Regions from separate parts of the Homo sapiens genome. Here region 2 is linked to region 1. Evidence: chromatin contacts called from ENCODE Hi-C or POLR2A ChIA-PET data. All regions are on one chromosome and are shown on one strand. Each heading gives the region's core, a stretch centred on a gene start or an enhancer-like site at or near the end of the contact. The rest is flanking DNA. Distances are from core to core; before and after follow the strand shown.

Region 1 (6,192 bases), core at 2,251-4,750:
AAAGGAAACTGCACGTGGATGGCAGGACAACAGCACAGCATTGCTGGCTGTCATGGTAGCTGGCACATGCCAGCTCCTTTTTCTGCATTCAGCTCCCTCCTGCCCCATCACCTAAGAGCCAGGCAAAAACACTTCCACTCGGCTGGAGCCACCAGGACTTTGACCTACATAAAGTGCCACAAAAATCACCCAATTGAACAAGCTCTGGGCCAGAGAAGGAGCTGAGGTCCAGCTGAAGGTGATGTCCAGCCCAAGAGGCTGTCCCCATAAACTGACCCTCAGGGGGTGCTGAGTCCCACTGCCCTGGTTTCTCCACATCTGTGTGATATAAGGAAGCCAGAGACCACCACAGCCTGATGAGTTCTTGGAGAAGCCCAGAGCCAGTGGGCCTGTCTCTCCACAGAGTCACGCTCAGGGCTTTAGTTAAAGGATCCCTGCAGAGGGAGTGGGTTTGAATTCCAAATCTGCCATCCTCATCCTAGGACAAAGAGCAAGACCTTTAACGTCTCTAGGCCTCAGTTTCCTCTGCTGCAAAGGAGTGAGGGTACCTGTACCTCCCTCATTGGGCTATTGTGAGGACTAAATGAGATAACATATGGAAAGCACACAGCACTGTGCAAGGCAGCTTGAGAGGGCGTGAGCAGGATTGGTGAGGACTATTCTTGTTTGCCTGGCTCTAGCCGTTACCCTGACTTCAATCACCTCTAACTATGCGTCCTTCTATTTTGCCTGTTTCCCTGTTTTAAAAAAAAAAAGTAAAAAGAAAATATAAATTCCTTTCTGCTTTCAGAAATGAATTTTCTGAAATTATACCCATCATGGGGATTCCAGGGACCATGGACTCTTTGCAGACACACTACTCAAACCCATGGAGAAAATGTCCCATCGGCTGCCCGGGAGCCTCTGCCTTGGCCACTCGCAGCAACCCTGGGAGAAATAAGGGCCTCAGACAGAACAATAGCATGGATTGTGCCTCTTGCAGGAATTTCATCTGTCACTGAGTAACAGGTTTTGATCTCAGGCTCGCTGCCAGTTAGGAAGTGAAACCCTTTCCGGAACACTTGCTGTTTTGTTGGTTTTCCCCTGGAGATTTAATGATTTCACCTTGGAGGTTTTAGCTGATGAGCTGTGCTCTGTATGGAGCCTACCCATGTGAAAAACCAATCAGGTATTTCATGGGCTCCCCAGTATTCTATTTCGTGAGTTTGGAGACCCACTAAGCCAACAATTGGACACCCCCACAAGGTGTGCATTTGCTGTCACCAGAGCGAGCTCTGGGTCTGTCCGCGTGGCACAAGGAGAGCTGTTAGATCAGTCGTCTTCTCTAACCCAGAGGCCTAAGTGAGAGGATGAGAAAGAGAAAGGGCCATTGTTTCTAAAGACAGGTTCACCTGAAGAATTTGGACAATGATGCCGGTTTCAGTTTAAAGGGCCTTTGGGCAGGGTTGGCATTGGGAACAGGGGCTGAGGGAGCTTCTAGACTTTTCTGCATTATGAGCAGAGTAATTACAAATCAGCTCTGCAGATGACAGCACAGACCTCTTTGTGGTGGGTTCTCTTGGGCCAACAGCAGATTTGGAGCCGTGGAAGAACAGCGAGAAATCTCTTCACATGACCTTCATGTCTTCCTCCTGTAAACCGCATTGTATTTCTAACTTCAGATCAAGGGGACTGACATCTGCAACTCTTCAGGGAGGACAGCTGGGCCATGCCCCTTTGGGCCTCCCATCCTCCCCTCGTCTTGTCAGCCAGTCGTGCTGGGATCTGCCGGCAGCCTTGTGAGAACCGGGCAGGAACTGGCCAGCAAAGGCAGCTATAAATACTCCTCTTGGCAGCCAGCTTCACTTGGGAGCCCACAGCTGAGGGGCGGAGGCCAGCGGGAAGCACCTGCACCTCTTCAGGGTACATCCGAGCCTGGGCCTGGCTTCCCGCCCTCCACCTCTGAATGGGGATTTGGTCGACCTTTTCCGGCTTGGGGGAAGTCCCCGTGGTGATCCAGCTTCCCAGATGCAAGAGCAGCAGGGAGGGCACTGCTCTCCAAGCAGCCCAACCCCTTTAAACTCAAAGTCAGAGCTATATTCTCACAAGGGCTGATGAAACTGAATAGCTAAGGGTAAATGAGGAGGCAGGAGAGGCGAAGAGGAAGGGAAATAAGCTCTTTTATAGAATGCTTTTCTCCTCCTGATTTCACTTGTGTGGGGAAGCATGAAACAACCACTAATCAGTCTTTCCCCCTGATGAGTCGGAAACTTGACAACTGGAGAGTTTTTAAAAAAATGAATGAATAAATATTTCTTCTTTGGGCTTTATTTATGAAGCATGGGCTAAGAGATCCCTTGTGGGCATTTTAAATAACCAGAAGCAAGTCACAGCAGCAGCTAATGGTCAACTGTAAATGCAGTTCTGCTGTGCAGTTGTCGTTCAAAATGTGACAGTATTTAAAAGCTGGGCTGTATATGAGATGAAGGAGTTCAAAGACCCATTGGATGACAGTTCTCATGCTTCTGCAAGTGAAAGAATCATCTGGAACACTTGTTTATGAGGCAGATCCCCGGTCCCTACCCTCTGAGATCTGATCCTATAGATTTGGGCCAGGGCCAAGAACCTGCATTTGAGTCCCTAATTCCAACCTGGATACTCTGGGACAGGACTGCGCTTTGCAAGACAATGCCCTATGCCAGTGGTTCACAAAGTGAGGTCCCCAACCTGGAGCCACAGGAAATTTGTTAGAAATACAGATTCTTAGGCCAACCCCAGAAAGACAGAATCGGGAACTTTGGGGACAGGGCCCAAAAATCTGTTTTAACAAACCTCCAGGTGGTTCTGAAGCCTGCTATAGGTTGATAAACACTGCCCTAAGATTTCTTACAAGCAAGTTGTGCAAACCCTGGAATACTGGCAATTCCAATGCGTAGCCAAGATTTAGAACCACTCTGATGGACACTTCCATTGGAATATGAATGCTAATCTCACTTCTATAACCCTTATTTTTCTGAGCACTCACTTTTTTCAGCCAAGATTAGAGTTAATAAGGTGAAGGGGAAAGAATGTGGGTTTTGTTTCAGGTAAACGACTCAAGCCTGGTCCCAAGTTGAACCCTCCCTGAACCTCAGTATTTTCATCTGTGAAATGGAAGGAATGCTGCCCACCCCACAATGGTGCTGTGAAGAGTAATGAGACAGTATCTGGGAAAACACTTAGCCAGTGGCTGGCACATTGTAGAAACTTGATTTTTCTGTCTCTCTCTACAATATTTTTTAGTTTAATTGGGGTCTGGAATGAGATTCTTAATTTTTATAGGAATATAGCTTAAGGGTTTGCTCTCCAGAGAGCATCAAAAGACTCATTTTAAAATTCATCTCTTGTTTTAGGGTAAATGTCTGAAGAGCTCAGTGAGCACTCTTGATGTTAAAGATGACTGGTAGCCTTAGTATAGAAGCAGCTCTAATTTAGCATGGCCTGGTTCCACTTTGTAACCAGAGTCACTTTCTCTTCTGGGACATCACTGATGTCTCAGTAATGGGCAAAAACCTTATTATATTAGGCACTTTGCACAAGCATTTCACTTCCTTAATTGGTCACCATTGCTTATTAAATGCCAGGCCAACTTCCAATACAGTTTGGTGACAGAGGCCTGTCATCAACTGTTATAAAGAAATGACTTCTTGTGTGTGTACTGGTCAGCTTGTAATTCAGTTGGTTGGAAGATCAGTCAATATTGTATATTTATAAAAGAGTAGATTCAGTAACCACTTTGGCATGAAGCATGCTGCCTGTGTTTTATATTTTATATAATACATAGTAGTTCTATTGACTCTAAATAAATACTTGACAATGACTGTTTTAATAGATTCCAAAGATGGAATGTCCACAAACACATCATTTGTAGGGCAAAGCTGACACAAATCACATTTGTGGGAGTAAAGTGGGAACTCATCCCTGTGCAATGGTCAAATGCTCCACATATTTTTGTTAGGATGGAAGGGTGTTTAGTAAGGTCCTTCATGTAATCAAGACCTGTCCTGGTGTGCAGCCATAGAAGCCAATTTGTTTTACTTCTGGTACACTGACCAGCATCCCTTAGGACAGGAAGAGATGGATATACCCAAATTGCATTGCCACCTAGTACTTCGGCAAACACTTACTGAGGACCTGCCAGGTGCAAAGCACATTTACATGCATGACCTCATCTAAGGCTCACAAACAGTTATCACCATCTCCTTTTTACAGATGAGCAATTGAGATGCAAAGACATGAAGGCATTGGATAAACGTCATGCAACCCATATTGGTTTCATTTACCCTAGAAGGGATTTCTTGCTTTCAGTTGTATTTACCCTAGAAGGGATTTCTTGCTTTCAGTTGCTGGTTTGCTTATTCATTCATCTAGTCATTATTCATCTATGGTTTATCATAGCGAGGCAACATTGTTTACTCTCATATCTCCTAAAACAATTTTAGAAACCTACATATCCTCTTGAACCTTTTTCAGATGAGACTTCAAGTTTCCCTTCCCGTGTTAAAATAGTTGCAAAGATGTAATTATGGCACGTAGTCAATATTGACACTTTACAACAAAATGTTAATGAATGCATTTCTATATGGCCAAAGGAATATAGATACCAATTATATTTTTCCATTATCCAAAGGAATATAGATAGAAATGATATATTTATCATCTAAAATTTTAAAATACATGAATGATCTTTTAATAGAACTTTTTTCCTTGAACTCATATTTCCATTTCATTTCCCCAATATTACCTCATTTTTAAGGGACCTCACGCTTAAAAATATGTTATCATTCTATTATAATTCTGTGTAGTAATAATATTAGTCAAATTAATTTTTTTAATTTGCTATAATCTTAAGACTTTAGATGTTAAAATTTTTCTTCTGGATTGGCTTATCATTAAAATTATGAAGAAATTATTCAGAACAACATAAATATGACAACTTTAGACAATGCAGCATAAAATCAGGAGAGGTATACTTTTTTTTTGAACACAGAAAGCAAGATGGGAAAAAAGAATGTTTCTCATGATATCTCCCTGCAGGCATGTTCTGAGGCCAATCTTATTAGGAAAGAGTACATGTGGAAGTCTGGGATATGGAAATTAATTCTCTGAGATACACCCAATCTAGCATATCCCAGCTGGAAGGCTGCTTCCCTGGGAGCCAAAAGCACAGAAGGTCCTTGAGGGGCCATGGGACACACGAACAAGCAAGCAAGAGCAAGTTAGACATGCCAAGCATTGTATCTGGTAGGGACTAGGTAAGGTAAGAGACAAGTACCATTTGTAATTTTTTTAATTTTTTAAGTTTTTAATTTAGGGGTATATAGTAGGTGTATGTATTTATGGAGTACATGAGATGTTTTGATATAGGTATGCAACATGTGATAATCACATAATGGAGAATGGGGTACCCATCCCAAGCATTTATCCTTTGTGTTACAAACAATCCGATTACACTCTTTCAGATTTTTTAAATGTATGATTAAATTATTATTGACTATAGTCACCCTGTTGTATTATCAAATAGTAGGTCTTATTCATTCTTTCTATTTTTATTGTACCCATTAACCATCCCCACCCCCTGATCTCCATCCCAAACACTACCCTTCCCAGCCTCTGGTAACCATCCTTCTACACTCTATCTCCATGAGTTCAATTGTTTTGATTTTCAGATCCCACAAATAAGTGAGAACATGCAATGTTTATCTTTCTGTGACTGGCTTATTTCATTTAATATAATGATCTCCAGTTACATTCATGCTGTTGGAAATGACAGGATCTTATCCTTTACTATGGCTGAATAGTACTCCATTGTATGTAAGTACCACATTTTATCCATTCATCTGTTGATGGACTCATAGGTTGCTTCCAAAATCTTGGCTATTGTGAACAGTGCTTCAAAAAACATGACAGTGCAGATATCTCTCTTTGATATAGTAATTTCCTTTCTTTTGGGTATATACCCAGCAGTGGGATTGCTGGATCCTATGGTAGCTCTGTTTTTAGTTTTTTGAGGAATCTCCAAACTGTTCTTCATAGTGGTTGTACTAATTTACATTCCCACCAACAGGGTACAAGGGTTTGCTTTTCTCCGTATCTTTGCCAGCATTTGTTATTGCCTGTCTTTTGGATATAAGCCATTTTAACTGGGGTGAGATGACATCTCATTGTAGTTTC
Region 2 (6,088 bases), core at 1,928-4,427, 550 kb after region 1:
AAATCAAACTGATAGTTGCAGCCCAAACTCTTCATTCCTGTGGTTCATGATCATGCAAGTGCACATAATTATGTGTCACATAAGGACAGAGAAAAGTAATTAGCTGATTAAAGAAATACTATTTTAGCTATCCTAGAGAAAAGCTCATGAGACAAGAAAATATGTTTTATTTTCTTCATTAACTAATCAAAGGTCATACACCCCTTATATAGCCACTGGGTTAGCCAACTAGAGAAAGATTCACTGGTATAAAGTTGAGCAAATATCTTCCCATCCTCTCCTCATTGTTGGTCACCCCAGTTCCACTGCCCTCCAAACTGGAAGAAACATTTTGACAATGAATCACTGATGGTCGCTGGAGAATGACATCAACATTCAGAGACTTTAACTACTTTGTGGTATTGCCATGAAAGAAAGAAAATAAACAAATGAATAAACTCTTTGAACCACTTGGGGGAAAAAAGGAATCAATTTCCTAGAAAAGATTACTATGTGTAAATAACTCTCTATTGAGATTTGATAGAAAATACTTCCACAGATATTTAGCCTTTCAGTCATATAAAATACAAAAATCACTGGAATTTAAACGCCAGACAAAACTTCCTTGGAATATAATTACTATAGTAGAACAGTAAATATTACCTTAAACTCTGACAACCATTCCTCCACAACCCCTTTCTCTGAAGTAAACATTTTTCCACATCTGTTCTAAACCTTCAACCTGAAAATTAACATAGAAAAATGTTAACGTTTTGAATATATTTTATTTAGTCAGATTACTATGAACAGAGATAATCCTATAAAGTTTTTACTTCATATTTGTGAAATGAGTTTCAAACATAAATTACTAAATTCATTTCAAAACCAATGTGCACAAACAAGCCTTAAAATGCAAGAATTTTGACAAAAGTATAAATATCATAACATGATGAAATTGGCTCTCCAATTTTCATTTAGTTTTCAGGAATGCCAGCTGCAAAACATATTGGACATTTTTCCCTAGTTTCAATAAAATAATTTCAAAAAGATCATTTATCTTAAAAGAAAGCAGAAAATATTTCAAAATTGTGAAAATATAAGAAGACACGCATCCAAAATTGACTTTATAGAAAGCATTAAAGTAATTTAATTTGCTTATATTTCAGTTCTTTACAACAGTAACTAGGCAAGCCATGTGGTTTCTTGAAAGTGTAATGTTCATTTTTTAAAAAGTAAAAGTGACAATATTCAAAATGACCATATTTGACAACAGTGATGCAGAAGACTGGGATTTACTTAAGTATAAATTTAAAGAAGTAAGCTAAAGGAAATGCAGAACAGTTTTATCTCAAGCAAAATGTTTGTCAAAATACAACGTATTTTTCTTTACCTATCCATTTGTATGGGAGTAGACTTGGAAACTATTTCCTGACGGAAAACTTGAGCTCTATCTGAATTTCCTAACTTCCAAATTCAGTCACAAATCCTTCATTAAGCTACTTAATTTTCATCAGCATTATAAGGTAGTAGAAACTTAGGTAGAGTAGCCAGAAATGAATTCTGATTCTATTACTTACTTGGGTAAGATATATTTGCCTTACTTTTTTTTAATCTGCAAAATAGGGATAATGACAGTACCTATTTGCAAGGAGTTATTGTGAGGAGTACATTTTAAAATGCAAATAAAAGCAGTTATTTCCATTCCTGGCAACAAACTATTATCACTATGCAATATTATTATTATTATTAATTCTTATAAACTCTGCTCAGCTGTCTACGAAAGTATCCAGATATGCCTTAATGAACAACGCAGGTTCTTGTCAAAGAATACATTCTAAGGTTCCTGCTGTCTAATTCTCATAAAAAAACATGATTAAAACATTTTTTGGTCATTCATTCATTCATTCACTCATAAAAGATTACTTGGGTAATACGCATTTTATTTTTAAAATAAAAAATATTTCTCCTTGGATCAAGTCAGACTAACAGAAAACCACATATATGTACTGTATTATTGATTTTATAGAACTGTCTGTTTGGAGAAACTGGGCTTTGAAATTATGTCCAAAATGTTACCAAAGCACTGCTAGATGACATTTATCCTCCTTAAAAGCCAACAGAGTCTAGAAAATTCACATCTTAAGTTTTCAGTACTAGGAAAATCTCTCCTTTGGAGTAACTTGTTTGTTTTTATATTATGAATACTGTGAGTTTCATAACCAATTCTCTTTGTCTTACTGTTATTTTCTGTCTGCCTGTATCTACTTTTTTTATGTTGTTATGTATATTTGTAAAGCAAAGCCAATATAAATGCACAAAAGTTTTCTTTTGTATGAATTCCATTGTTTAATAAATTAGGACAGAAAGTTATCACAAATGGAACCACACTACATCAAGTTACATAGAAATGGGGAGGTAAAATTTTTACAAAAATTCAAAATAACTCTCCAGTTAAAATTAAGGTTAATTTTTCAAAAATTAAAAGAAATCAAGAGGAATATACAAGGAACCAAGAACAGTCAAGGGCTGTCTTGAAGAACAACAGAACTGTGGGACCTGGACTTCCAACAGCAAAGCTTAGTATAAAACTTACCAAAAACTATAGTAATTAAGCCAGTGGTGGCACTGTCAGAAGAATAGAAAACAACCAATGGAACAGAATAGAGTGGCCAGAAACAGACCCACACATATATGGTCACCTGATTTATGACAAAAATGACACTGAAATTCAGTGAGGAAAGGATGCTCTTTATAATAAATGGGGCTAGGTTATTTGGATAGCTACATGGGGAGGACAAAAAGAACCATGACCCTAGAGATCATGCTGTATGCAAAAATAAAAACAGTTTCAGTTGGACCACAGATCTAATTGTGAACAGTAAACCATAAGGCTTTTAGAAGAAAATGCAAGAGAGTACTTTCATAATCTTAGGCTAGGCAAAGGTTTCTTAAACAAGAGGCACAAAAGCACTAATCACAAGGAGGGGAAAAGGATAAACTGGACTTCCTTGAAAGTAAGAATTTCTACTCACCAAAAGATACCACTAGGAGAATGAAAAGGCAAAGCCATAGGGTGGCAGATGATATCTGCAATTCATATACATGGCAAAAGTCTCATATCCAGAATATATAAGGAACTCATAAATTATTAAGAAAAAAGGTAGACAATCCTATAGGAAATCAAGACCATCACTTACTCAAATGGAAACTTAGCACATGAAACGTGCTCAACTTTGTTAGTCATCAGGGAAATGTCAGTTAAAACCCACAGTGAAATACACCATACAAACACACACACACACACACACATACACACACACACGTACGCATGTGTAGCTAAAATGAAAGATCACACCAAGTGTTGAAAAAGATATGGAGCAATCAATATTCAGACACAGCTAATGTGAATGCAAATTGGTACAATATCTTGGAAAACTCTTTAGCAATATCCTCTAAACTTGAGGATATATACATATACTCTACGAACCCAGAAATTCTACCCATGTTAATACTCAACAGAAATGAGGACATATGTTCTCTGAAAGCTATGTTCAGAAAATGTTCATCTGAGCAATAGGCTTTTGTTTTTGTTTTGTTTTTAGAGACAGAGTCTCACTCTGTTACCCGGGCTAGAGTGTAATGGCGCTACCACAGCTCACTGTAGCCTCAAATTCCTGGGCTCAAGGGGTCCTCCCACCTCAGCCTCTCAAGTAGCTGAGACTACAGGAGTGTACCACATGCTTGGCTACAGCAGGTATTTTTTAATAGTCAAAAACTAGAAACAAACCAAATGTCCATCAGTAGTTGAACGAATAAATTACAGTATACTGTACAATATCTGAAATTCTATACAACAAAATATAACTTTTAATGAATAAACTATATCTGTGTTACAGTGTTGGATAAAAGAATGCAGGAAAACAGAGTACATACTATATAATTACATTTATGTAAATTTCAAGAACAGATAAAACGAATCCATTTGTGTTAGAAGTTGGGATAGTGGCTGCTCTTGAGGGGCCTATCTTGTCGGTTCTGATAACAGTCTGTTTCTTGATCTAGGTGCTGGTTACTCAAGTGTATACATTTGGTGAAAATTTGCCAAGCTAAACATTTCATAAACTGTACATTTTTCTGTATGTATATTATACATTAGTAACACCAGTCAGCCCTGGGTCTCTTATCTTCCACTTGATAGAGATCAAATGGGAGCCCTCATTGTATAGCTGAGCTCACATGGACACTCACTTGTTTAGCACGCATGCAAGCTCAGAATAAAATTGTTCCTCCCCAAACTTCTCTGTCTCCTGCAGAACTCAAAAGGGAGTCTATGACATGCCTCCCTATCCTGAAACTTTCACAGTCTCACCACCACTGTCTGCTTTAGGTCCACCAGGACTAAAGTCTTTATTCCCTTCATCTCTGTTTATGTCCAGCACCACAAGAAGCTACAGACACCTAGATGACACTCATCTCACACACTAGTCATCATAACTCTTTGTACATCTTCTGTTTTGCTCCCATCTCCCATCCCATCCTAATTCTGGAAGGACGATATACTTCCATGGGTCCTCTGGAATTTACAGTCTATTACCAGCAAAATCCTCTACATCTTCAACAGTTCTTCAAATGTTGCTTTCTTCTTTTCATGAGACACTAGTTTCCCTGCATGCAAGCTTACCAAATAGTGATTGCATTTCCTCACACATCCCTGAAACAAACCACTGGGCTTAGAGGTAAAGTAGGTGTTCTCCTTTCTTCTTATTACCACTCAAGATCATTCTCTTCCTCCTTCAACCATCCACCCAAAGCTGCTTTGAAACTCTATCACCATCATCTATCAATCAATCCACCCCACGCCCTTGCCCTGCTCGGTCCCTCCCCTTCATTTCTGGATGATCTTAGCTCCTAGCTCACTGTCATGCTTTCAAACAACTCCTGCTTAAATCTTGGTGATTTTTTTTCTTACCTGAAGTCTAAATTCCTAGAAGTCTTAATTCCTAGAATTCTCCTCCTACAATATTTTCTTCCTATCTGCCTCAGCTACTCAATCCTACGATCAAAGTCTATGATCATAGCCTAGACCACCTGTTTTCAAACATTTGGGTTAGGGACTCTTTATACTCTTAAATATTAAGCCAACCTGAAAGAACACCCAATGGCCAAAGCTGGAACAATCCAAGCAACAGAACAAGTAATGTAGTACTGCATTATAACCCAAAGTATAAAATAAACATACATGAGGCCATACTCATATAAATAAATGATTAAATAAATAAGAGAATAGGAGATAAAGTTTCCTTACGGAAGAATTCCCAGTAACAGATGTAGACACTATCTCTTCCAGGAGGTAGAGCTTAGTCCTTGCTCCCCCATTGAGAGTGCACTGGACATAGCTATTCACTTGCAAAAAAAGAGAGTACGGAAAGAGGAAAAGAGTAACTGTATAGTGGTGAAACCGGGCAAGCACTGCCTTGATCTAAGCTAACATCAACACGACGTCATGTGAATATCAAGTACCATTCAAAATGATTACAGACATGAGCCACCGTGCCTGGCCCCTGGTAAGTTCCTTTTAACTATAAAAGTAAGAATATCTTTAGAAGAGAAAGTATGGCTGGGTGCGGTGGCTCACGCCTGTAATCCCAGCACTTTGGGAGGCTGAGGCAGGAGGATCACTTGAGGTTAGGAGTTTGAGAAAGACTGGCCAACACAGTGAAACCCCTCTGTACTAAAAATACAAAAATTAGCCAGGCATGGTGGCATGTGCAGGTGATCCCAGGTACTTGGGAGGCTGAGATAGAAGAATCACTTGAACCCGGGAGGCAGAGGTTTCAGTGAGCCAGGATCAGACCACTGCACTCCAGCCTGGATGACAAAGTGAGACTCCGTCTCAAAAAAAAAAAAAAAAGAAGCAAAAATATACAAACATTAAAAATGAATCCTGAAATATCAATGCATTATGTAGGAAAGAGAATAATGGAATTCTATAAAGTATAGGATAATTTTTTTATTTCAACTTTTATTTTAGATTCAGGAGGTACATGTGCAGGTTTGTTACATGGGTATACTGTGTGATGGTGAGGTTTGGAGTACTATTGTAGGATAA

What was found. Hi-C counts contacts between places; a loop is a spot of excess contacts on that map. ChIA-PET counts read pairs that join two places held with the same protein, here RNA polymerase II (POLR2A). Pooled maps may share reads with other maps.
Region 2: a loop to region 1 is called in a map with no recorded cell type, with 4 times the contacts of the local background. The contact joins two enhancer-like sites. A Hi-C loop is called at or near these places in 5 of 37 single-sample maps with no recorded cell type and 2 of 50 pooled maps. POLR2A ChIA-PET finds 5 or more read pairs at or near these places in 1 of 52 experiments (GM12878).

Annotation. Positions count from the first base shown.
Region 1 is chr7:22,443,681-22,449,872 of GRCh38, forward strand. All of the region lies in intron 4 of STEAP1B (STEAP family member 1B), which reads right to left. Among named protein-coding and RNA genes, the nearest start is that of STEAP1B, 53 kb to the right of the region's middle. RefSeq lists enhancers at 4,336-4,385, 4,396-4,465. Within about 2 kb of position 3,501, at least 2 of the 41 ENCODE cell types and tissues checked have a DNase peak (open chromatin) inside an H3K27ac peak, as active enhancers do; they include GM12878, where a contact is called at or near this core.
Region 2 is chr7:22,990,419-22,996,506 of GRCh38, forward strand. HYCC1 (hyccin PI4KA lipid kinase complex subunit 1) reads right to left here. Exons shown (of 11, transcript NM_032581.4): 2 at 643-721. The coding sequence starts at 693. Among named protein-coding and RNA genes, the nearest start is that of HYCC1, 21 kb to the right of the region's middle. RefSeq lists an enhancer at 2,551-2,630. Within about 2 kb of position 3,178, at least 2 of the 41 ENCODE cell types and tissues checked have a DNase peak (open chromatin) inside an H3K27ac peak, as active enhancers do; they include GM12878, where a contact is called at or near this core.